Linked DNA regions of Homo sapiens: regions 2 and 3 are each linked to region 1. A link is an interaction called in ENCODE POLR2A ChIA-PET data of the cell type or tissue named here. Cell type or tissue: PC-9. All regions are shown on one strand. Region 1 has its middle 14 kb from the start of CXCR5. Region 2 has its middle 12 kb from the start of BCL9L. Region 3 overlaps CBL (Cbl proto-oncogene).

Evidence for each region. Peaks named below come from ENCODE experiments on the same cell type or tissue, not always from the same donor. Only the 100,000 strongest peaks of a DNase experiment are listed, where the experiment ranks them.
Region 2: POLR2A ChIA-PET joins it to region 1 with 24 read pairs; 18 of 35 experiments call an interaction of 5 or more read pairs at or near these places.
Region 3: POLR2A ChIA-PET joins it to region 1 with 15 read pairs; 4 of 35 experiments call an interaction of 5 or more read pairs at or near these places.

What each region holds. Positions count from the first base shown.
Region 1 is chr11:118,865,941-118,873,940 of GRCh38, forward strand. No RefSeq gene overlaps it. Among named protein-coding and RNA genes, the nearest start is that of CXCR5, 14 kb to the right of the region's middle. RefSeq lists silencers at 4,121-4,170, 4,181-4,270 and enhancers at 4,701-4,780, 6,643-6,832. In PC-9, no CTCF peak of the experiment used is centred here; DNase peaks (open chromatin) are centred at 4,351 and 4,811; H3K4me3 peaks cover 1,406 bases; H3K27ac peaks cover 1,618 bases.
Region 2 is chr11:118,933,937-118,941,936 of GRCh38, forward strand. No RefSeq gene overlaps it. Among named protein-coding and RNA genes, the nearest start is that of BCL9L, 12 kb to the left of the region's middle. RefSeq lists enhancers at 5,698-6,479, 6,480-7,259. In PC-9, no CTCF peak of the experiment used is centred here; a DNase peak (open chromatin) is centred at 4,745; H3K27ac peaks cover 2,126 bases.
Region 3 is chr11:119,225,074-119,233,073 of GRCh38, forward strand. CBL (Cbl proto-oncogene) reads left to right here. Exons shown (of 16, transcript NM_005188.4): 2 at 7,375-7,622. Among named protein-coding and RNA genes, the nearest start is that of CBL, 23 kb to the left of the region's middle. In PC-9, no CTCF peak of the experiment used is centred here; no DNase peak of the experiment used is centred here; H3K27ac peaks cover 597 bases.

The DNA of each region.
Region 1 (8,000 bases):
GACATTTCGTGCTGAAAACCTCCAAACAATATTTTTAAGAACATGCTAAATGAAAATGTAGCTCTGCCTACTCTGCCTATGAAGTAGCCATTCTTTTATTCCTTTACTTTCTTTTTTTTTTCAAGACAGAGTCTTGCTCTGTCACCCAGGCTGGATTGCAGTGCTGCAATCTTGGCTCACTGCAACCTCCACCTCCTGAGTTCAAGAGATTCTCCTGCCTCAGCCTCCAGAGTAGCTGAGATTACAGGTGCCTGCCACCACGCCTGGCTAATTTTTGTATTTTTGGTAGAGACAGGGTTTCACCATGTTGGCCAGGCTAGTCTCAAACTCCTGACCTCAAATGACCCACCAGCCTCAGCCTCCCAAAGTGCTGGAATTACAGGTGTGAGCCACCGCACTCAGCCTATTCCTTTACTTTCTTAATAAACTTCTTTCACTTTACTCTATGGACTTGCTCTAAATTATTTCTTGTGCGAGGTCCAAGAACCCTCTCTTGAGGTCTGGATTGGGACCCCTTTCCAGTAACGTCTTCCTGGCTAACCATGAGGGGATTATACTGGGGAGACCCCAACCCAAAGGAAATAGACTTCAGCACTAATTGGCTGACTTTGGAGTCAAGAAAACTTTTATTTTGAGCTATTGACAGCTTCTAACAATTGAGTAAACACCTGTGAACAAAATTTGGAGCATATTTGTTTTTCTTTCTGATTTTGTCAGAATTTGGACACTATTTGTGAGTATTCTTAACTTATGGCAATATGGTTATTTGCATAAGTGCAATAAGAACATTTTCTTTTGCAACAGGACACAATTGGAGAAACTGGTTATTTTACCAAGGCTTTGAATGGAATGATGCGCTTTCCTTTAAGGAATCAAACTTGACTTATAGAGGCAATAAAGCCCCTTGGGAAAACTGGCCATGTGCCTTGTCTGCACAGTCCTTATACAGGGTTTCTGACCTGTGGTAAATAAAGAATGTCACTTTCTGACAGGCCCAGGAGCCCCAAGTTATCTCGGGACCTCAAGAGGAAAGGAATTTATGCAACTCCTATAGGTGTTTGACAGTACAAACCCATGGCTAGGCTTGGCTTTTAAAAAGGTATTATCTGAGATTCTTTTTATGGAAGAAAGTTCCATCAAAGTCAATTATAAAAATCCTATGTGAAAAATAATTATTCTTGCTGCACTTTATACAAATGATCAGACTGAATATAATAAAGCAAATTGGTCTTACCGTGATTTTTCTTTAGTAAAAACGGGAGACTGGAGAAAAAAAAATATGTTTCAGTAACTGTGGTACACCTGTTACTAGATTCTAGTCTTATCAGTTGTTTTTGAGCTTGTTTTCTGCAATTTAGACTCACCTGCTTATTGCTGTGAACCAATCAGTGATCTCTGACTGCAGCTCAGATGAAACAAGAGGGATGAGTAATGTAAAAATCCGGATCAATATTCTAATTCTAGGCACATATTGGAATCAGCTAGCAACCCACATCCACTTGGTTTCCAACAATTGCCCAGTTCATGGAAAGCCCAGGCTGCAGGGCAATGGCACGATCTCGGCTTACCGCAACCTCCGTCTCCCAGGTTTAAGTGATTCTCCTCCCTCAACCTCCCAAGTAGCTGGGATAGCAGGCATGCGCCACCAGGCCCAGCTAATTTTGTATTTTTAGTAGAGACGGGGTTTCTCCATGTTGGTAGGGCTGGTCTCAAACTCCCGACCTCAGGTGATCCGCCCGCCTTGGCCTCCCAAAGTGCTGGGGTTACAGGTGTGAGCCACCACGCCCAGCTGGAAAGCCTTCTTATTTAGTTTACTTGGGATAATTTTGTAGGAGGATCACTTGAGCTCAGGAGTTCAAGGCTGCACTGAGCTATGATCATGCCACTGCACTCCAGCCTGGGTGACAGAGTGAGACCCTGTCTCAAAAAAAAAAAAAACTATATATCTACATATATATATATAATAAAGAAAAAAGATGATGGACAAAGTTATATTAGTTCCCATCACAACATTATGACTGATTTTCCCCACTATTTTCCAATTATATGTAATGTTGATTCTAAAATAAAATAAAATGTTAACTTACTGAAATATGAATAATATATCCTTCATATAAAAAGAAAGCAGGCTGGGCACAGTGGCTCACGCCTATAATCCTAGCACTTTGGGAGGCCAAGGTGGGTGGATCACTTGAGGTCAGGAGTTCAAGACTAGCCTGGCAAACATGGTGAAACCCCATCTCTACTTAAAAATACATAAAATTAGCTGGGCGTGGTGGCGTAAGCCTGTAATCCCAACTACTTGGGAGGCTGAGGCAGGAGAATTGCTTGAACCTGGTAGGCGGAGGTTGCAGTGAGCTGAGATCGTACCACTGCACTCCAGCCTGGGTGACAGAGAGAGATTCCATCTCAAAAAAAGAAAGAAAAAGAAAGCAAAACTGGCCAGGTGTGGTGGCTCATGCCTGTAATCCCAGCAGTTTGGGAGACCAAGGCAGGCAGATCATGAGGTCAAGAGATTGAGACCATCCTGGCCAACATGGTGAAACCCTGTCTTTACTAAAAAAAAAAAAAAAAAAAAAAAAAATTAGCTGGGCATGGTGACACGCATTTGTAGACCTACCTACTCTGGAGGCTGAGGAGGAGAATCCCTTAAACCTGGGAGGCAGAGGTCACAGTGAGCCGAGATCTCGCCACTGGACTCTAGCCTGGTGACAGAGCAAAACTTGTCTCAAAAAAAAAAAAAAAAAGAAAGAAAGCAAAACTATACATTTTCCTTTTTTTACAATTTTTTTTCATGCTTCACTCTGTCACAATCAGGGCTCACTGCAGTCTTGAACACCTGGGCTCAAGCAATTGTCCCACCTCAGCCTCACAAGTAGCTGGCTGGGACTACAGGTGTGCGTCACTATGCCCAGCTAATTTGTTTGTTTGGTTTCTTTTTTTAGTAGAGACCGGTCTTCCTATGTTGCCCAAGCTGGTCTCAAATTCCTGGGCTCAAGTAATCCTCCTGCCTTGTCTTGCTAAAGTGCTGGGATTATAGAAGTGAGCCACCACACCTGGCCAACTTTATCTTTTGTATAGTGCATAGAACAGTCCCCACCAAAGGGCTTCTACTGCAAAGTCATTTACAAAAACAATGGGTAAATATTATTTTTTAATTTAGGCCAGGCGAGGTGGTTCACACCTGTATTCCCAGCACTTTAGGAGGCCGAGGCGGGCCGATCACCTGAGATCGGGAGTTTGAGACCAGCCTGACCAACATGGAGAAACCCCATCTCTACTAAAAATACAAAATTAGTTGGGTGTAGTGGCACATGCCTGTAATCCCAGCTACTGGGGAGGCTGAGGCAGGAGAATCGCTTGAACTGGGGAGGCGGAGGCTGCAGTGAGCCGAGATCGTGCCATTGCACTCCAGCCTGGGCAACAAGAGCGAAACTCTATCTCAAAAAAAAAAATAATAATAACAATTATTAAATTTAAAAATATTTTAACTTAAAAATATTATGTAATTAGATTTTTTTTTAATGCTGGAAGAAGCTTTCATTAACAGTTACAAGCCAGGCACAGTGGCTCATGCCTGTAATCCCAGCACTTTGGGAGGCCGAGTCGGGTGGATCACTTGATGTCAGGAGTTTGAGACCAGCCTGACCAACATGGTGAAACCCTGTATCTACTAAAAATACAAAAAAATTAGCCAGGCATGGTGGCGGGCACCTGTAATCCCAGCTACCTGCGAGGCCGACGCAAAAGAATTGCTTGAACCGGGATGGCGCCACTGCACTCCAGCTTGGGCAACAGAGTGAGACTCTGTCTCAAAAAAAAAAAAAATTGGTTACAGATTACACCTTGTTTTCTTTAAAGCCTTTAAAGAAAGTGTAATCTGTAACTATTAATAAAAGCTTCCCAAACAACGAAACTGTTTACTTTCCCGCGCAGGCTCAGGTTGCCTCCAGCTAAACACAAATGTGGGGGCTGGAGAAAGGCCTGGAGAGCTCCCAGCGCCCTCTGAGACATGGCTCCAGGTCACACAGCCCAAAGCCTTGGCCTGTTTTGTACGTGGACGGGGCAAAGAGAACACCCTCGCCGCTTCTCTCTGCCTTTAGCAGGGCTGTAGGAAACCCCCACCAGAGACCTCCAGCTTGGAGAGGAAAGAGTGGAACAGCCCTCTGGAAGCAAGTTACCCACAGGTTTAGTTTGCCTGGAGAGAAACAGGCCGGAGAGAGACTGCGGCCTCCCTAGGGTCTTCTGACGGCAAATTCCTCCAGCTCAGTGGCTGCTGGGCAGCAGCACAGCCGGTTTCTCTCAAGGGCACACCCCACACACCGCGTCACTGTGCACTAGCCTCAGATGACAGACAAGCCTTTCACAAGACTTTTGTGGCACTGTTCATTTCTGAGACCTTCTCTATGATGAGCTCAAACTGCTTACCTCAGAGAAGAAACTGCGTGCACAGAAAGCTGCTGAGGCCAGCTTGGGGCCCCTTCTTTCCTGTCCCTGGGCACTTCCCTGGCTGCTCTCTTTCCCCACTGCCCAGCCCAAGGAGTCCCCTCTGCAGCTGACCCGGGTTCAGCCTCCAGAACAGCGAGTTCCACAGCCCTGAAGCCTGGCCATCGTCCCTTTTCTGGACACTGGACTGGTTCATAGGGCTCAGTGCCCTGCGGCTTTCTCCTCCCCACCACAGGCCTGGGAGGGGCAAGAAGCACCAGTTTGTTTTCTGGGTCAGCCTGCAGCAAAGAGCGACTGCCCTCACCGACAAGCTGAGCCTCTCTCCCAGCAGCACCCCCACAGTAGCCAGCAGGGGACCCTGGAGGATCGTGGAGCTGGATCACCACCCAGAAGACATGAATTCCTCTTGTCCAGAGGCAGAACAACAGCAACAGCAGCCACTTATGCTCCTGTAGTTTCCAGAGCACCTTGCTTAATCGGAAGTAGGATGTTACACTCCAGAGACTACTGATTTACATATCACACATGTGCTCATCCATCCATTCACCAAACCTCTGTTGACTGCTCGCGCTGCCCTGCGTTCCTGGCACTGTGCAGGGTTATAATCTAGTAGGAAAGACCTGACAAGGTCACAGATGTCAGTACTGAAAGGAAGAGTAGGGTAGATGGCCACCCCACCCCCACCCCAACCTCAAAAAAGAGACTAAAAAATTACTGTCACTTGTGTAATTCATCAACAAACTTTACTGAGCACCTAATAGGCACTGAGTGTTTTCGTGTATTGATCACGCATTGATCCTCACAATAACCTTTGAGATGGGTTGTGCCATTTACACAGGGCGAAGAAGAGAGACTGGCCACTGTCACACAGCTACTGATATCCAAGCTGAGATCCAAAGCTCCTCTGCTTCTCCTGATGAGAATGAGCACCACAGGCAGGCCACAGAAAAACACCCAGGAGAGCCAAACTCAGACCCACCCCAGATTTCCCACCCCACCCTCCACTGGCTCCAACCTCACTCCCTCTTCATTCATTCAGCCAGTCTGTCAAACACAGTTATTGTACTCCTGTGGGGTGCAAAGCTCTTGAGGAAAGGGGAGGAAGGAAGAATCATAAATGGCTTTGTCACCCAAAGGCTGTGATATGGGCTTAGTGCGGAAATTAGAGTATCACTTATCAGCGTTGGGGCTGCCAGGGTTCAAAAAATACAGGTTAAGGGTGCCCGATCTCACCTTTGCGTTGTGGGTGGCCGGGGCGCAACGGTTTAACCTTGAATTTAGCAGGAGTCTCTTTGTACGAGAAAAGGGGCACCTGAGAATGGGCCCTTGAGGAGTAATTTAGGCTTTTCGGTCAATCCAGAGGAATATTATGGGAAAGGGCCGCGCCCGAATTCCCAGGAACTGGAGAAATCTTTAAGCAGAGGGGGTGGAGGGCACCAAAAAGAGGGAACGCTACTGGGGTTCAACTGGCTGGAGGACAGTGCACCCCCAATGGGGGAACCAAGAAATAAATTTGGGAAAAAACAGTAGACAATCTATAAAATTTTTTTTTTTTTTTTTTGAGACGGAGTCTCGCTCTGTCACCCAGGCTGGAGTGCAGTGGCGCGATCTCGGCTCACTGCAATCTCTGCCTCCTGGGTTCAAGCAATTCTCCTGCCTCAGCCTCCTGAGTAGCTGGGACTACAGGCATGCACCACCATGCCTGGCTAATTATTGTATTTTTAGTAGAGACGGGGGTTTCACCATGTTGGCCAGGCTGGTCTCGATCTCTTGACCTCGTGATCCGCCCACCTCGGCCTCCCAAAGTGCTGGGATTACAAGCATGAGCCACCGCGCCCGGCTGACATTCTATAAATATTTATATCTGGGAAACAAAAGCGGGGAATTGGGGCCAGGTTACAGAGGACATAAACTGTGGCACCAGGGTTGGCACTTGCTTCTCTGTTCACAAGAGCCGTTGGCGGGATTTCCCATTGTCCCCCTTGGGTAGGTAAGGCCAGGTGGCTGCTCCATCTCTGCCACCTCCAGCGCCGGTCCCACTGTGTCAGCAGCCCTGTCCCCTACTGCTGTGTCATCAATTACTCTCAGGTGCCTGGCCCCCACCCAGTGGCCCCCACCTTGCAGCCCCGAAGGCTTCCTTCCTGGGGCAGCAGGGCCGAGTCATTTGGAAACCTCTCTCGGAGGAGCTCCGTGATCAAGGTGCAGATGCGGCAGGTGGGCCGGCCTCAATCATGTCTCCAATTGCGACGGTGAATGCGGTGAGGAGTTTCGTTGGCCCATCACCTCTGCCTTGGGCCTGGCTCACTTTCACTGCTGAGTTAGTTCCACGGCCGCCTTTGATGATGCCGCTTCAGCATCTTTTTTCTTCGGCGTTTCCTGCTCCTTTGTTTTCAAGGTCACTCTGTCCTGCCTGCCCCACTCTGGGCCACCCAAGGCCAAGCCTCTAAGCTCCGCGTTGCTGACCACAGTTCTTCACACTAGCCTCACTGCGAGGCTCCGTCCAGACTGAACATGGGGAAGATGAACCTTTCACCATTTGATGTCTTGAGCTTCTCCTCTAGAACAAGCAGGCTAGCTGCCCTGCTCAGGGCCGGCTCATCTCTTTCTCCCTGGAGGACAGAGCTCTGGGCCCTGAGTCAGAACTAGCTGGGGTTCCTCACTAACTGGGTAGACTTATATGATGCATGAGACCTATAGACTCTTACTTAGTTTTCTCAGAAATAACATAGGCCAAGAACGCCTGCTTGCCTGTCTCCACAGGCTGGGATGAGGCCCTTATGAGACCAAGAATGGGAGAGGGCTTCATAAACTGTAAATTAATCTGGGAGCATTACAGTCATGGTTATTAGTTTACAGAGATTGAGTTCACGTTGTTATTTGCTCTCTTAGCACCCTGTTCTTTTTCTTCATAGCACTTTCACATTTTCTAATGATATTATAAGTTATTATTATTACTAAGCACGTAGTTTATGGGTCTAATGCCTCCCTCCTCACCAGGGTATAAGCTACCGCAGAGTGGAAGCCATGCTTCATTTTGTTTCTCATCACTCTGCCAGCACCTGGTTCAGAGCCTGTAATGTTGTGGGGGTTTAAGGAATACTAACGATAAACTGGTGAGTTATTTGAGGACCCACGACCATCCTCGCAAGAGACTTTTGTTAGGCCAGTCTGTCTTGTCCACTGCTGAAGCCTGGCATTTGGTAAGCCATTCATACCTGTTTTTTGGAAGTTGAGATGAATACACCTTAGCCGGGTGTGGTGTCTCACACCTGTTATCCCAGCACTTTGGGAGGCCGAGGACGATGGATCACCTGAGGTCAGGAGTTCGAGACTAGCCTGGCCAACATGGTGAAACCCCATCTCCACTAAAAAAAAATACAAAAATTAGCCAGGCATGTTAGCCCACCTGTAGTCCCAGCTACTCGGGAGACTGAGGCAGGGGAATCGCTTGAACCCAGGAGGCAGAGGTTACAGTGAGCCAAGATCTTGCCACTGCACTCTAACCTGGGTGAGGAGAGCGAGACTCCATCAAAAAAAAAAAAGAGAAAGAAAGA
Region 2 (8,000 bases), 68 kb after region 1:
TGTAATCCCAACACTTTGGGAGGCCGAGGTGGGTGGATCACTTGAAGTCAGGAGTTTGAGACCAGCCTGGCCAACATGGTGAAACCCCGTCTCTACTAAAAATACAAATATTAGGCAGGCGCGGTGGCTCATGCCTGTAATCCCAGCACTTTGGGAGGCCAAGGCAGGCAGATCACGAGGTCAGGAGATTGAGACCATTCTGGCCAACATGGCGAAACCCTGTCTCTGCTAAAAATACCAAAAAAAAATTAGTTGGGTGTGGTGATGCACGCCTGTAGTCCTAGCTACTCGGGAGGCTGAGGCAGGAGAATCACCTGAACCCAGGAGGCAGAGGTTGCAGTGAACCAAGATCGTGCCACTGCCCTCCAACCTGGGCTACAGAATGAGACTCCATCTCAAAAATAGGCCAACCTATTCTAACTCCTAAGGCATTTGTAATCTCAGCTCTGAAATCCCAAATCAGGAAGTGTTTTTAAAAGACATAGCTCTGCCGGGCACGGTGGCTCATGCCTGTAATCCCAGCACTTTGGGAGACCTAGGCGGGTAGATCATGAGGTCAGGAGTTTGAGACCAGCCTGGCCATTATGATGAAACCCTGTCTCTACTAAAAATACAAAAATTAGCCAGGCATGGTGGCATGCACCTGGGAGGCTGAGGCAGGAGAATCACCTGAACCTGGGAGGCGGAGGTTACAGTGAGCCAAGATCGCACCATTGCACTCCAGGCTGAGTTACAGAGCGAGACTCTGTCTCAAGAAAAAAAAAAAAAAAGACATAGCTCTGAGATAAGGGAATAAGCCCAATGCTTCTGTCTTCCTGTAGGGTCTCACAACCTCAGGAATACATCTGCTTTATCTGCAGGGACTAGGGTGCTGCTTTTTTTTTTTTTTTTTTCCCCAGAGGTGGTTGTCTCACTATATTGCCCAGCCCCAAGTTCTTATCCTTACTAGTCATTGTACAAATAATACAGGTACCTGCCTTCAAGGGGCTTATAAGATGGGGACAGTGAGAGAACAATAAAAGATGCTGAATAGGCCGGGCGCGGTGGCTCACACCTGTAATCCCAGCACTCTGGGAGCCCTAGGCAGGCAAATCACCTGAGGTCAGGAGTTCAAGGCCAGCCTGGCCAACATGGTGAAACCCCATCTCTACTTAAAATACAAAAAAAATTAGCCTGGCGTGGTGATGCACGTCTGTAATCACAGCTACTTGCGAGGCTGAGGCAGGAGAATCGCTTGAACCAGGGAGGCGAAGATTGCAGTGAGCCGAAATCACGCCACTGCACTCCGGCCTGGGAAACAGAGCAAGACTCCATCTCAAAAAAAAAAAAAAAAAAAAGATGCTGAGTAATTAAATCATATGAAGTTTATGCAGTCAGTGCAAATTGCATCCTCAGGTAGACCTGGTGGAGAAAGAGAAAACTGACCTGGAGCTGGAAAGACAGGCCAGGGACAGAGTCACACAGAGGGCTCGGTGAGGGGCAGGGAAAGAGCAAAAGCAGGATTAATGTCAATAGGAAGGGAGTGAATCTCAAAGACCAACTACCTAGTTCAAGTTCTCTTTTTTTGTTTTTTTGTTTTTTTTTTCTGAAACGGGGTCTCACTTCGTTGCCCAGGCTGGAGTGCGGTTGCCACGGCTCACTGCAGCCTCAGCCTTCCTGGGCTTGGGTGGTCCTCTCACCTCAGCCTCCTGCGTAGCTGGGACTACAGGCACGTACCACAACACCCGCTAATTTTTGTATTTTTTGTAGAGCTGGGGTTTTGCCATGTTGCCCAGGCTTGTCTCTAACTCCTGGGCTCAAGCAACCCTCCCTCCTCAGCCTCCCAAAGTGCTGGGCTTATAGGTGTGAGCCACTGTACCCAGCCTTCAAACTCTTTCTGATGGTTACCTCCCTGCCAACATCTCTGGCCAGCAGTGTATTAGCATCTTCTTCTTTTTTTTTTTTTTTTTTTTCTTGAGATGGAATTTTGCTCTGTCACCAGGCTGGAGTGGGGTGGTCTCAGCTCACTGCAACCTCGACCTCCCAGGTTCAAGCAATTCTCTTGCCTCAGCCTCCCTAGTAGCTGGGACTACAGGCGTGCGCCACCATGCCCAGCTAATTTTTGTATTTTTAGTAGAGACAAGGTGTCACCATGTTGGCCAGGATTGTCTTGATCTCTTGACCTCGTGATCCACCCGCCTGGGCTTCCAAAGTGCTGAGATTACAGGCGAGAGCCACGGCCCCTGTCCATCAGCGTCTTCTTGAACACCTTTAGTAACAGGGAGCTTACTGTTACTCCCAAGACAGCTCACTCCGTTTATGGACATCTGTTTTTCCTTCCTCAAAGCTGAACTTCATCTACCAGTGGTCTCCACGGAACTAAACTTCATTTTGAGATAATCTCTTATCTCCTGGTGGTCCGTGCACTACCTTTTGGGGGTGCACACTGTAAATCTAATTCTTCCTCCCCATGATAGCCCTTCAGGTATTTGAGCTTTAGTGGTCCCTACTCTTTCTTTTTTTTTTTTTTTCTGAGACAGAGTCTTGCTCTTGTTGCCCAGGCTGGAGTGCTGTGGCACAATCTCAGCTCACTGCAATCTCCACTTCCTGGGTTCAAGGGATTCTCCTGCGTCACCCTCCCAAGTAGCTGGGATTACAGGCGCCCGCCACCACGCCCAGCTAATTTTTATATTTATAGTAGAGACAGGGTTTCCGCATGTTGGCCAGGTTGGTCTCAAACTCCTGACCTCACGATCCACTCTTTACTTTTGCCTAAACATTCCCAGGTCACAAAACAATGGCTCCCATCATAACACCTGGCCAACTTACAATAAAGCAAGATTATCTGTCTTCTCCTTTATTCCAAATACCATATCTCCAGTAACGTGACTTAACATTGGATTTGCTCCTGGCAGTCATGTTATGCTGATGTCCCTTTTTCTTTTTTCTTTCTTTTTTTTTTTTTTTTTTGAGACAGAGTTTTGCTCTTGTTCCCCAAGCTGGAGTGCAATGGCGTGACCTCGGCTCCACTGCAAACTCCGCCTCCCAGGTTCAAGTGATTCTCCTGCCTCAGCCTCCCAAGTAGCTGGGATTGCAGGTGCACGCCACCACGCCCGGCTGATTTTTTGTATTTTTAGTGGAAACAGGGTTTCACCATGTTAGCCAGGCTGGTCTCGAACTCCCGATCTCAGGTGATCCGCCCGCCTCAGCCTCCCAAAGTGCTGGGATTACAGGCGTGAGACACCGCGCCCGGCCTGATGTCCCTTTTTCTTTTCTTTTTTTAAGACGGAGTTTCACTCTTGTTGCCCAGGCTGCAGTGCAATGGCGCGGTTGGTCTCAGCTCACCACAACCTCAGCCTCCCGGGTTCAAGCGATTCTCCTGCCTCAGCCTCCCATGTAGCTGGGATTACAGGCGCCTGCCACCATGCTCAGCTAATTTTTATATTTTTAGTAGAGACGGGGTTTCACTATGTTGGCCAGGCTGGTCTGGAACTCCTGACCTCAAGTCATCTGCCCGCCTCAGCTTCCCAAAGTGCTGGGATTACGGATGTGAGCCACCGCACCCAGCTTGATGTCCCTTTTTCTTTCTCCCTATCCCCTCTGCCCCACCAGTGCTGATGTCTTAGACTGAACTTACTAAAACCCCGGATTCTTTTTCACCTGAACTTCTTCTAAGCCATGTCTGGCCCACTGTGTATTGCTGAGGTCTTACATAGATCTCTGATCACTTTATTCTGTTAGGTTTACCTAACCATTCTATACATGGAGATGATTCTTGGATCCTTATCTTTCAATGTTTACTATCCCTCAAGGGTTATATCTGTGAAATGTGATACTATATTTTCATATAAGCTGTTAATAAAAATATTTAACAGGAAAGAGATGGAGACAAAACCCTAAAGTATGCAAATGTTCTTCCGCTTGGTACCAATCCATGTCACACTGAGAAGTAGCAAGAATAAATGGTTTTGTAGGTGGGATGGAGTCAGATCAAAATGAGCCTCAAAAGAAGAAAATAGAAAGGCTCAGAAGGTTTTTGAGTGAAGAGTGATACAAGGAACAATCTGGTATAGCAAAAAAACAAAACACTAACCCTGGAACTCAACAGATCTGGATCTGATCTACAATTCCAGGTCTATTGCTTATTAGCTGTAGAACTTTGGGCAAATTAACCGCTCTGAGCATCTGTTTCTTCTCCTGTAAAATGCGATAACAACTACCTTAGGATTTATTGTGAAGATTAAAAGAGATAGCATATATGACAAGCCTAGTACATAACAGGTGCTCAATAAATGAAGAAGAAAAATGGGAGGGTGAGGAGGAGGAGAAGAAAGTCATGCTCAGGACAGGCCCAGGTCTAGTAGTGTCTCACTCTATTGCCCAGGCTAGAGTGCAGTGGCACGATCTCGGCTCACTGGAACCTCCACCTCCCGGGTTCAAGTGATTCTCCTGCCTCAGCCTCCTGAATAGCAGGGATTACAGGCATGTGCCACCATGTCCAGGTAATTTTGTATTTTTAGTGGGGGTTTCACCATGTTGGCCAGGCTGGTCTTGAACTCCTGACCTCAAGTCATCCACCCGCCTTGGCCTCCCAAAGTGCTAGAATTACAGGCATGAGCCATGGCACCTGGCCAGGTCTGGTTTCTGAAGAGGGACTACACTTGTGGTAAACCCAAGTGGAAAGTCCACCTCTGAGGCTACTGTGAGGGCCTGAGATGACTCACTGGGGCTGGGGCTTGGTCTAGGATAATATGTATGGAATGGCAAAGGGAAGGAAGCAGATCTGAATGACATTTCCAAAGGAGAATTGATCCACCTTGGACTCAAGTGAGGTGTGGAGGATGACAGAGAGAGGAGTCACACGTAGCACCAAGGTTTTTACTCTGGGTAGTGACAGGGAAGTACGAAGGGGGTGATGGCTTGGGGAAGATGGTTCATGGTTAGTCACTGCATTAGGCATGGCAGTAGGATACCAAGTGGACATGACCAGTGAGGAGGTGAAGCGATTCGATTAGAACTTCAGAGAAAGAGAAGTCAGAGCCAAAGTTATGTTCCTGGGAAGCACCGCATGCCAGTGGTAGCTGCAGGCATTGGGTGAGGTTTCTGAGGGTGAGCTGGGAAGCGAACCAAGGACAGGACCCTGTAGGACACATCCGGAGCCATGACTTAGGGCTGGAGAAGAAACTGCCCCACACTGCTTTCCCTCCCCACCATTCTCTGCCTCCTGGTCAGAGTTGCAAAGATCAACCCAAGCTGACACCCACCCACCCACTGCATCACTGCAGACAGAAATCTGTGCAGAGCCCACTGGAATCGAAACCCTCCAGGACTCTGCTTTTCTGTCCTGATATCAGAAAGGACACAAGTTCTTGTCTAATCAACAGACCCCAGCTTGTTGCTGCAATCGTGCACTTGAAAAGGGAGAGGCAGGAGGGATGCCACAGAGAGAGATGTGGACAGAGGCAGGCAGGGACACCTTCGTGAAGAGCAGGAGAGAAACAGAAGCTGAGGGACAAAGGGGAGGGGAGCGCTGTGAGTACCTCAAAAGGCCGACTGACAGAGGAGGAGAAAAAGAGACTTAAGGAGGGGGCAGGAGAAAAGATTCGCTGGGAAGCTGATGAAGTGCAACTGAGAAAACTGTTGCCATGGTGATGGGTCCAGAGGAGGGAGTAGGAATATAAATCGGATTATGAGTTGGGGGAGTCTGTATGTGCCGAGGGTGTTCAAAACCCAGATGCTGTCCCCCCAACACCAGGCCCTCCCCACGAGATCTTCCACTGCGAGAAGCCTTTCCCAGAGGTCCTCCCCAGGCCAGGCCAAGGAATGCAGTGAGCAGAGGCACTGGAGTGGCCCAGGGCTCAGCATTCCCTCCCCTCCTCCCCCAAAGGCCCCTCAGTGATACAAAAGAGCCCTGCACCCCCACACCAGGTGCCCCTAGCCTCTTGGAGAGTCCTCTGCACAGACCCTCTTCATCAGCATCCCGAGGAGGAGAGGAGGATGTTGTTTTAAGCACCTACTTGCTATGTGGCAAGCAGCGTGTTGGGCACTTCATTCCTTGTTCATTTGGTCCCCACCAGGGCTCTGTGGGGTGGTATTACCACCTCCATTCATAGACAGGAAGCGGGTCCAGGACACAAGCTGGAAGGCCGCAGGCAGAGGGCATGTAATCCTGGCCCATCCGCTCCAAAGCCCATTCTTTTTCTCCTAGCCCTGGCCTGCCTCACATGGCCTGCTTCCCATCCCCTGCTGCCATCTCCTGCACCCTTAGGGCACAGTGGGCATCTCGGGAGCTGCTCAGCGGACAGACTAGGGTGAGGCTCTAACTCCATTCTTGGAGATGAAGGGAACTGGGGAGGCTTGAGGCAAATATGCCACAGCCAGCGAGACTCCAGGCTGGGGAGGAGGTGCAGGGCAGCGCTGAGCTCAGGGCTGGGGAAATGGGGAGGAAGGGCTGAGGTAGAGAGGCCCCGGGGGGTGGGGGGAAGCTCCAAGGCCCAGCCATTTCCGGCAGAGCAGAAACTCCCAGCATGGGCCACGTGGGGAGCTGGGGAAGCTGCAAGTCTCGGAGTGGTGAGGGAGAGCGCTGGGGGTGGGCATTTCCCTGCAGGTCCCTGCAAGTGGAAGTGGCTGGAGGGAGGAAAGAGAGGGGAGCAGTTTCCCTCCTTCGTCTTCCCTCAGGTTTCTGTACAAGTAACAGTTTTGCAAAGGGCACCAGTATCTGATGTGCATATCAAACAGGGCCTGGGGAGGCGGGAGAAGGCCAAGCTCAGGGCTGCGGCCTGGGCAGCTGTGCCAAGACCACCCCCCAACCCCAGGAGGATGGGATAGGATTCCAAAGCATTCCCACCCCTTCCCATCATACCTGGCTGTTCCTTCTGGTGACCATGAAACATCCCCCACTGTTCTCTCAGGGGACCAGCCTGAGCCACACCCCAACTTGGAAGTCCCTGTTGGGGTGGGTGGGGGGTCAGAAATGCCTGGACTCCAAGAGGGGTTAAAGGTCACAATTCTGTTGGGTCCCTTGGCCACTGGGCTGGAGAGGCCAGGTCTCTGCCCCACCTCTCCAAAGGAGGATAGGGCTCCTTCCTCCGAAGGCCTGGAGGGAAGGGCGTCCCAGGATCGGCTTGCTTTGGTGCTTCATTCATACATTCTCCTCCACCCTCCACCCTCCACCAGCATCCCAGGGAGGCCCTCCTAACCCTATTTCCCTGTGCCCATCAGAGGTTCTTTCAGACAACTAAGAAGGGGGCCCAGCAGGAGCCAAAAAGATCTAAGGAAGTGCATGGGGTGGCGGGGTCGGGGGGTTGGATCCTTCTCTTTCCTCCTCCTGCCCTCCCGAGGCCCTCTGGTCTCTTACCCTTTCACTGAGTCCTAGAACCTCCACACAGCCATTTAGTCCTTCAGCATCCTCTTGCCCAGCTTAGTCCCTCTGATTCGCATGCCCTCCAGTTTGAAGAGATTTCCAGTGACTCCTCCGACTTGCCAAATCCAAGGAGCACATTTCAGCACATCTCTTCGGTTCCCTGTGGTCCTGATGCTGCTCGCTGTGCCTCCCACAAGCATCTTCCTTGGGCACCTGGGATACTGCTCCCTCCTGGCTATTCTTTTTCCTTTTAGGGAAGTTTCTCGGTTTCCTTTGCAGTCTCCTCTTTTCCTTTGCCCATAAATGTTGGGGCTCCCCAGGCTCTGTCCTTCACCTTGTCTTCTCACTCAGCATCCACTTGCTCCTCTCCAAGGCTTCAGCTGTTGCGCCTGTGCTGACCTTTCCTGTGCTCCAGACCACACATCCAGCCACCCTCAACATACCTCCATCCGGGTGTCCTTCAGGCACGTAAATTGGCAAGTTCAAGACCCAAATATCTCCACCCAGCCCCTCGCCACAGCCTGCCCCTCCCACCCCCCACTGTGTTCTCTAGCCCCTGACGGTTCTGTCATCCACCCTGCTGCCCAAACCAGGACCTGGGAGCATCCTCCTTAACTCTGCTCCCCAAACCGCACACAACTGTCCCTGTCAAACCATC
Region 3 (8,000 bases), 360 kb after region 1:
GCGCGCGCTTGTATGTATGCATGTATTTATTTATTTATTTGAGACAGAGTCTTGCTCTGTTGCCCAGGCTATGAGTGCAGTGGCGTGATCTCGGCTCACTGCAACCTCCACCTCCCGGGTTCATGCAATTCTCCTGTCTCAGCCTCCCCAGTAGCTGGGACTACAGGTGCATGCCACCATGCCTGGCTAATTTTTGTATTTTTAGTAGAAACGGGGTTTCATCATGTTGGTCAGGCTGGTCTCCAACTCCTGACGTCAGGTGATTCTCCCGCCTTGGCCTCCCAAAGTGCTGGGATTACAGGTGTGAGTTACTGTGCCTGGCCTTATGTTTTGTTTTTGTTTGGAGACAGGGTCTCATTCTGTCCTACAGGCTGGAGTGTGGTGATGCAGTCTTGGTTCACTGCAGCCTCAGCCTCCTAGGCTCAATTGATCTTTTCACCTCAGCATCCCAAGTAGTTGGGACTACAGGCATGTGCACCACATCCAGTTAATTTTTGGTATTTTTTGTAGAGATAGGGTTTTGCCATGTTGTCCAGGCTAGTCTTGAACTCCTAGGCTCAAGCGATCTGCCCACCTCAGCGTCAGCTTCAGCTCCCAAGGTTCTGGGATTACAGATGTAAGACACCGTATCCAGCCAATATAAATATTTTCTTTTTTTTTTTTTTTTTTTTGAGACAGAGTTTCGTTCTTGTTGCCCATGCTAGAGTGCAAAGGTGCTACCTCAGCTCGCTGCAACCTCCGCCTCCCGGGTTCAACCGATTCTTCTGCCTCAGCCTCCCGAGTAGCTAGGATTACCGGCATGTGCCACCACGCTTGGCTAATTTTTTGTGTTTTTAGTAGAGACGGGGTTTCACCATGTCGGCCAGGCTGGTCTCAAACTCCTGACCTCAGGTAATCCACCTGCCTTGGCCTCCCAAAGTGCTGGGATTACAGGCATGAGCCACCGCATCTGGCCTAAATATTTTCATTGGGAGCTGTACTTGGTACTTGGTTTGAACCTTTTAAGGGCTGGATTCTGTAGCTTTTGCAGATTGTTGGTCACCCAATTCTTGTGTTACCTGCTGCTGCCTTTTCTCTATTTCTTGGTTACCAGAGACCATGCAGGACTGGGACAGTAGTTGTGTTATGGGCCCAAATGATAGGACTAATGCTACCAGGTTCTGGGAATCATCAAAGGGTGATATGAGGTCCACTATTCTGTCTTTAGTAGGTAATTCTTGCCTCCCCTGCATATAAGCCACTCAGATGGTGTGGAAATGAGAAGGGGAGCTAACATTTATTGAATGCGATTTTTTTGGAAACTGTGCAATCCTTTTATGCAAATTTTATTATGAGGCATTATCTTTGATTTTGTGGTTAAAAGAACTAAGGCTCAGAGGTTAAGAAATTTACTCAACTTAAATGACTGAAACAGGACATTTTTTTTTTTGAGATGGGGTCTGTGGCATGTCTCAGCTCACTGCAACCTCCTCCTTCTGGGTTCAAGCAATTCTCTTGCCTCAGCCTCCTGAGTAGCTGGGACTCCAGGTGTGTGCCACCATGCCTGGCTGATTTTCGCATTTTTCATAGAGACGGAATTTCACCATGTTGGCCAGGCTGGTCTTGAACTCCTGACCTCAAGTGATCTGCCTACCTCAGCCTCCCAAAGTGCTGGGATTACAGGCATGAGCCACCACGCCCCGCCTGAAGCAAGACATTTTGATATGGCTATTTGATTCAATCTGGTCAAAGTACTAAAATGTTATTTAGTCCTTTAAAAATTTAATTGAAAACTTAAAAACTTATAGCTTAGGCTTTAGCATAATGTCTCTTTGGTGACTTCCTTACCTGTTCCACAAATCTCTCTCATTACCTTCTCCACCTTGTTCACTATGCTTTAATCTCACTGACCTTTCTATTCTTCAAACAAATCTCAACCACTTACCACTTTAAGACCATTGAAGTACAATGGTTTGATGGTACGGTGGTTTGATTTGGGATTTTTCGACTTTATGATGGTGCAAAAGTGATAGCTATTCAGTGGAAACTGCGCTTTGAATATCCATATAACCATTCTGCCATTCTGTTTTCACTTTTAGTACAGTATTCAATAAATTACATCAGTTATTCAGCACTTTATAATAAAGTAGTAGGCTTTGTGTTAAGATGATTTTGCCCAACTCTAGGCTACTGTGTTATGAACATGTTTAAGGTAGGCTAGCTAAGCTATGATGTTTGGTAGGCTAAGTATATTAAATATACTATTGACTTATGATACCTTCAACTTAGGATAGGTTTATTGGAATGTAACTCCATTGTAAATTGAGGAACATCTGTAGTTGTTCGCTCTTTTTGGGCTACTCTTCTGCTGTAGCTGGCTTTTTTCTCTAATTTCAACTCTTAGCCTCAATGTCGCATCAGAAAAGCCTTATCTACTAGTCACCCAGCACTTTCTTATCATATTAGCCTATTTTAATTCTATAGTGAACCTTATAATTTTCTTTTTTTTTTTTTTATGACGGAGTTTTGCTCTTGTTGCCCAGGCTGGAGTGCAATGGTGCGATCTTGGCTCAACGCAACCTCTGCCTCCCGGGTTCAAGCAATTCTCCTGCCTCAGCCTCCCAAGTAGCTGGGATTACAGGCATGGGCCACCACGCCTGGCTAATTTTGTATTTTTATTCCAGACAGGATTTCTCCATGTTGGTCAGGCTGGTGTCGAACTCCTGACCTCAGGTGATCCACCTGCCTTGGCCTCCCAAAGTGCTGGGATTACAGGCGTGAGCCACCGCGCCCCGCAAACCTTATAATTTTCTTGTTGAATTCATTTTTATTGTTTTATTGCTTGATTCCTCTCACATTCAGATACCTTGTCTTTTTACTTCTGTGTCCCTGTGCCTGACACATATTTGTTGAATGAATATGTTGAGAAAAATAAAAACTGGTACAACCTTTAACTTACAGCCTCCATATGTACAAATTGGTCTCTGTCTGAACCTATGCTCACTCTTTTTTTTTTTTCCTATTCTAGGAGGCGTCCTCTTCTTTTAAAATATATGTATTTTAATGTATTCTCTTTTTTTTGAGATAGAGTCTCATTCCGTTGCCCAGGCTAGAATATGGTGGTGTGATCTTGGCTGACTGCAACCTCCGCCTCAAGCGGCCCTCCCACCTCAGCCTCCTGAGTGACTGGGACCACAGGTGCCCACCACCATGTCTACTTAATGTTTTTTTATATGTTTTTGTAGAGATGGGGTTTTGCAATGTTGTCCAGGCTGAATTTTAATTTTTTAGAAATAGACACAAAGCATTTTGGGAGGTCGAGGTGGGCGGATCACCAGAGTTCAGGAGTTTGAGACCAGCCTGGCCAACATGGTGAAACCCTGTCTCTACTAAAAATACAAAAATTAGCCGGGCATGGTGGCGCATGCCAGTAATCCCAGCTACTTGGGAGGCTGAGCCAGAAGAATCACTTGAACCTGGGAAGCGGAGGTTGCAGTGAGCTGAGATCGCACCATTGCACTCCAGCCTGAGCGACAAGAGCAAAACTCCATCTCAAAAAAAAAAAAAAGGAAATAGGGACAAGGTCTTGCCATGTGGCCCAGGCTGGAGTGCAGTGGCTGTTCACAGGCATGATCATAGTACACTGCAGCCTCAGACTCTTGGACTCACTCAAGCAATCCTTCTGCTTCAACCTCTGGAGTAGCTGAGACTTACACCCACACCACCACCACTCCTAGCTAATTCCTTCTCTCTCTCTCTCTCTTTTTTTTTTTTGGAGACGTGGTTTCGCTCTTGTCCCCCAGGCTGGAGTGCAGTGGCGTGGTCTTGGCTCACTGCAAACTTTGCTTCCCGGGTTCAAGTGATTCTCCTGCCTCAGCCTCCCAAGTAGCCGGGATTACAGGTGCCTGCCACCATGCCTGGCTAATTTTTTTTGTATTTTTTAGTAGAGACAGGGTTTCACCATGTTGGCCAGTTGTCACTTATCTCCTTTTCTCTTCTGGATCTTTCTTAATATAAAGCATGTTTAGTTTTCAGTTTTTGCTAGATCTTAATCTCTAGTTACAGTGTCGGTCTTCCCCACTTCCTTCCACAGACTAACATAGGAAACTACAATTTTAATATTTTTGTTGTGAAATGTAGTCTGTTTATAAATACCTGACTTACTTTTGGAATGTAGCACTTGTAAACTGGGAACTGTCTGTATTTGTTTTATTAATATGAGTTATTAACTCTGTTGTACTTAGAATATAGTTATCTTCCGAGGTGGAGTCTTTTTTCCCTGGCCATGTTCTTCCCTTTTGACTTGAACACTTGATAAGAATGAAGAGCTTTCTAAAATGCTGTGAAAATATTCATGAACCAAATGTTTTTGTTGATTCAGCTTGTCTTTGTTTGCTAGGCTTATATATGGGGCTAGCTGGATGTGGTGGCATGAGCCTTTAATCCCGGCTATTCAGGCAGTTTAGGCAGGAGGGTTGCTTGAATCCAGGAGTTCGAGGTTGTGGTGAGCTATGATTGAGCTCCAGCCTGAGAGACAGAGGGAGTCTTTTTCTCAAAAACAACAACAACAACAACAAAAAACAAAAACTTAAGAAAACAAGAGTTCAAGAAATGTTGTATTGAGAATGATGTATTTAGTTTTACAATTTTCATATTATCATTTGAAGAGTTGTGTTTTGTTTTTTTTTTTTCTTGAGACCAGAATCTTGCTGTGGCCCAGGCTGGAGGGCAGTGGCATGGTCTTGGCTCACTGCAACTTCCACCTCCTGGGTTCAAGTGATTCTCCTGCCTCAGCCTCCCGAGTAGCTGGAATTACAGGCATGTGCCACCATGTCCGGCTAATTTTTGAAGAATTCTTGATCATTAGTCATTAAACAGGAATTTATCCTAAGGAAATAATCTGATGTATAGAAGAATGAAATATCCAAGCACGTTCATCACTGTGATGTTGCAGTAGTAAAGACTTGAAAACAAAAGAAATGTTAAAGTTGGGGGGAGATGGTTAAGATATGTTATTGTCTATCCATAGACTAGAATTATTTAAATATCTCAAAAAAGTTTATAATGAGCTTTCGGTGACACAAGAAAATAGGTTTTTGTTTTTTGTTTTTTTTTTTGAGACGGAGTCTTGCTCTGTCACCCAGGCTGGAGTGCAGTGGCGCGATCTCGGCTCACTGCAAGCTCCGCCTCCTGGGTTCACACCATTCTCCTGCCTCAGCCTCTCCGAGTAGCTGGGACTACAGGCGCCCGCCACCACGCCCGGCTAATTTTTAGTATTTTTAGTAGAGACGGGGTTTCACCGTGGTCTGGATCTCCTGACCTCGTGATCCGCCCGCCTCAGCCTCCCAAAGTGCTGGGATTACAAGCGTGAGCCACCGCGCCCGGCCTGAAAATAGGTATTTTTAAATGTGAAATAAAAACGAGAATGTCAGGCTTATGCTTCCATTAATGTTAGCTTAGGTTGTTTTGAACCAAATATACTGCTAATAGCAAGAAAACTTAGAAGACATAGAATTGTTATCAAGACAGTGAGAAATTATGCCAAATTTGGGAAGTTGAGGAGAGCTGTGAGAAATTTATTTTCATGTAATGTGTAAGGGATCTAGTTTTATTTTTTCTCATATGGATAACAAAGTTTTCAATAGTTTTTCTTTTGTATTCTTGATTTGTAATGTCACCGCTGATACTGAATTTCCTTGTGTGCATGTGTGAGTCTGTTTCTGGACTTTCTGTTCCACTAGTTTGTCCACAGAAAAGTCCATGTAAATAGAAAGCACAAACAAGTTGTTAGGAATAAATCCAAATTTATTTGTATGACAAACACAAAATGGACTAAACTTACCAGTTAGAAAACAATGATTGTTACATTGGATTTTTAAATTCTATCTATATGATCTTTAAAAGAAACACTTAAAACATAACTCAGAAAAGTTGAAAGTGAAAGATGGTACAAAGAATTGCCAGGCAAATTCTGAGAGTCCAAATGTAGGACTCTCAGCTCTATGCTTTACTGGGTCCAAGGCCTCTCTGTTCCTGTTCCTCAAGCGGTTGTTAAAACTCAAACCCCAGGTTGGGTGCGGTGGCTCATGCCTGTAATCCCAGCACTTTGGAAGGCTGAGGCTGGCAGATCACCTAAGGTCAGGCATTCGAGACCAGCCTGGCCAACATGGCGAAACCCCATCTCTACTAAAAATATGAAAATTAGCTGGGTGTGATGGTGGCCGCCTGTAATCCCAGCTACTTGGGAGGCTGAATGAGATAGGAGAATTGCTTGAACCTGGGAGGCAGCAGCTGCAGTGAGCTGAGATTGCACCATTGCACTCTAGCCTGGGCAAAAAGAGCAAAACTCCATCTCAAAAACAAAAAACAAACAAAGGGCCTGTAATCCCAGCAAAGTGCTGTAATCCCAGCACTTTGGGAGGCTGAGGCCAGTGGATCATGAGGTCAGGAGTTTGAGACCAGGCTGACCAACATGGAGAAACCCTGTCTCTACCAAAAATACAAAATTAGCCGGGCATGGTGGTGCATGCCTATAATCCCAGCTACTCAGGAGGCTGAGGCAGGAGAATCGCTTGAACCCGGGAGGCGGAGGTTGCGGTGAGCCAAGATCACACCATTGCACTCTAGCCTGGGCAAGAAGAGTGAAACTCTGTCTCAAAAAACAAACAAACAAACAAAGCTCAAGACCCTAGAGTACAGAGATTTACCTCCCAGGGCAGTCATGTCCTTTATTTCTGTCCCTGGGAATTTTCTTTAGTTTATTATAGGGGTCAGGCTGGACACAGTGGCTCAGGGCTGTAATCCCAGTGTTTTGGGAGGCTGAGGCAGGTGGCATCGTTTGAGCTCAGGAGTTTGGGTCTAGCCTGGGCAACATGTCTCTAAAAAAAAAAAAAACAACAATTAGCTGGGTGTGGTTATGCATGGCCGTAGTCCCAGCTACCCAGGAGGCTGAAGTGGGAGGATCACCTGAATCTGGGGGTTTGAGGCTGCACTGAGTCGTGGTTGCTCCACTCCACTCCAACCGTGAGACCCTAAAAAATAAATAAATAAATAAAAATATTGTGGGGATCAGCAGTATATTTAAAAGTAATTTGCCATATTTCATCTAGCATGTTTTAGGGATTTATGTGGATGTTTTCCCCTAGTTGTTTGTTCTGTGTGTTATCTGTACCATTAGTCTCTCAAACGGATTTAAAAACACATTCTTCTGGGGGACCACTAAAAATTTTAAAATGGTTGCCTGTGGGCAATGGGGTTATGGATCTGCTTCTTATATTCTCATGTATTTTTCATATTTTGCAAAAGAGCACATATTTCATAACTTTCTTAAACTTAAAAAAGGGAGCTGTCCTTAAAATTCTCCAAGTAATAGCCCTTCTTTTTCATTTGTTGCAGGTGGTGCGGTTGTGTCAGAACCCAAAGCTGGCGCTAAAGAATAGCCCACCTTATATCTTAGACCTGCTACCAGATACCTACCAGCATCTCCGTACTATCTTGTCAAGATATGAGGGGAAGATGGAGACACTTGGAGAAAATGAGTATTTTAGGGTGTTTATGGAGAATTTGATGAAGAAAACTAAGCAAACCATAAGCCTCTTCAAGGAGGGAAAAGAAAGAATGTATGAGGAGAATTCTCAGCCTAGGTAATGGAGAAATACTACACAAATAATTATGCAGGTCTGTGACTGCCTGAATGGGTAACACATAGAAGTAGTTGAGTTGGTTTTAATTTTATGTTAGTAGGAATGGAAAGTTGACATTTGATTTAAAGGTATAGTTTATATAAAAGGTTGCCATGGATGACGTTGTACTATCCCTAACTCTGATTGATTTGCTTACCTCTGAAAAATCATTTACTGATAGTAATGAAAATGAGTTGGAGGCAGTAGGTCCTTTGGAGAACCTGAAGATCATGAAAGTTTGTGGGCAGGTGGGAGTTTGGAAGAAAGAAGACTGGGGTTAAGTGGAGTTTGGGAGTAAATAAGAGGCCGATCTTGCCAAAAGCTGTAGCATATTAGGTA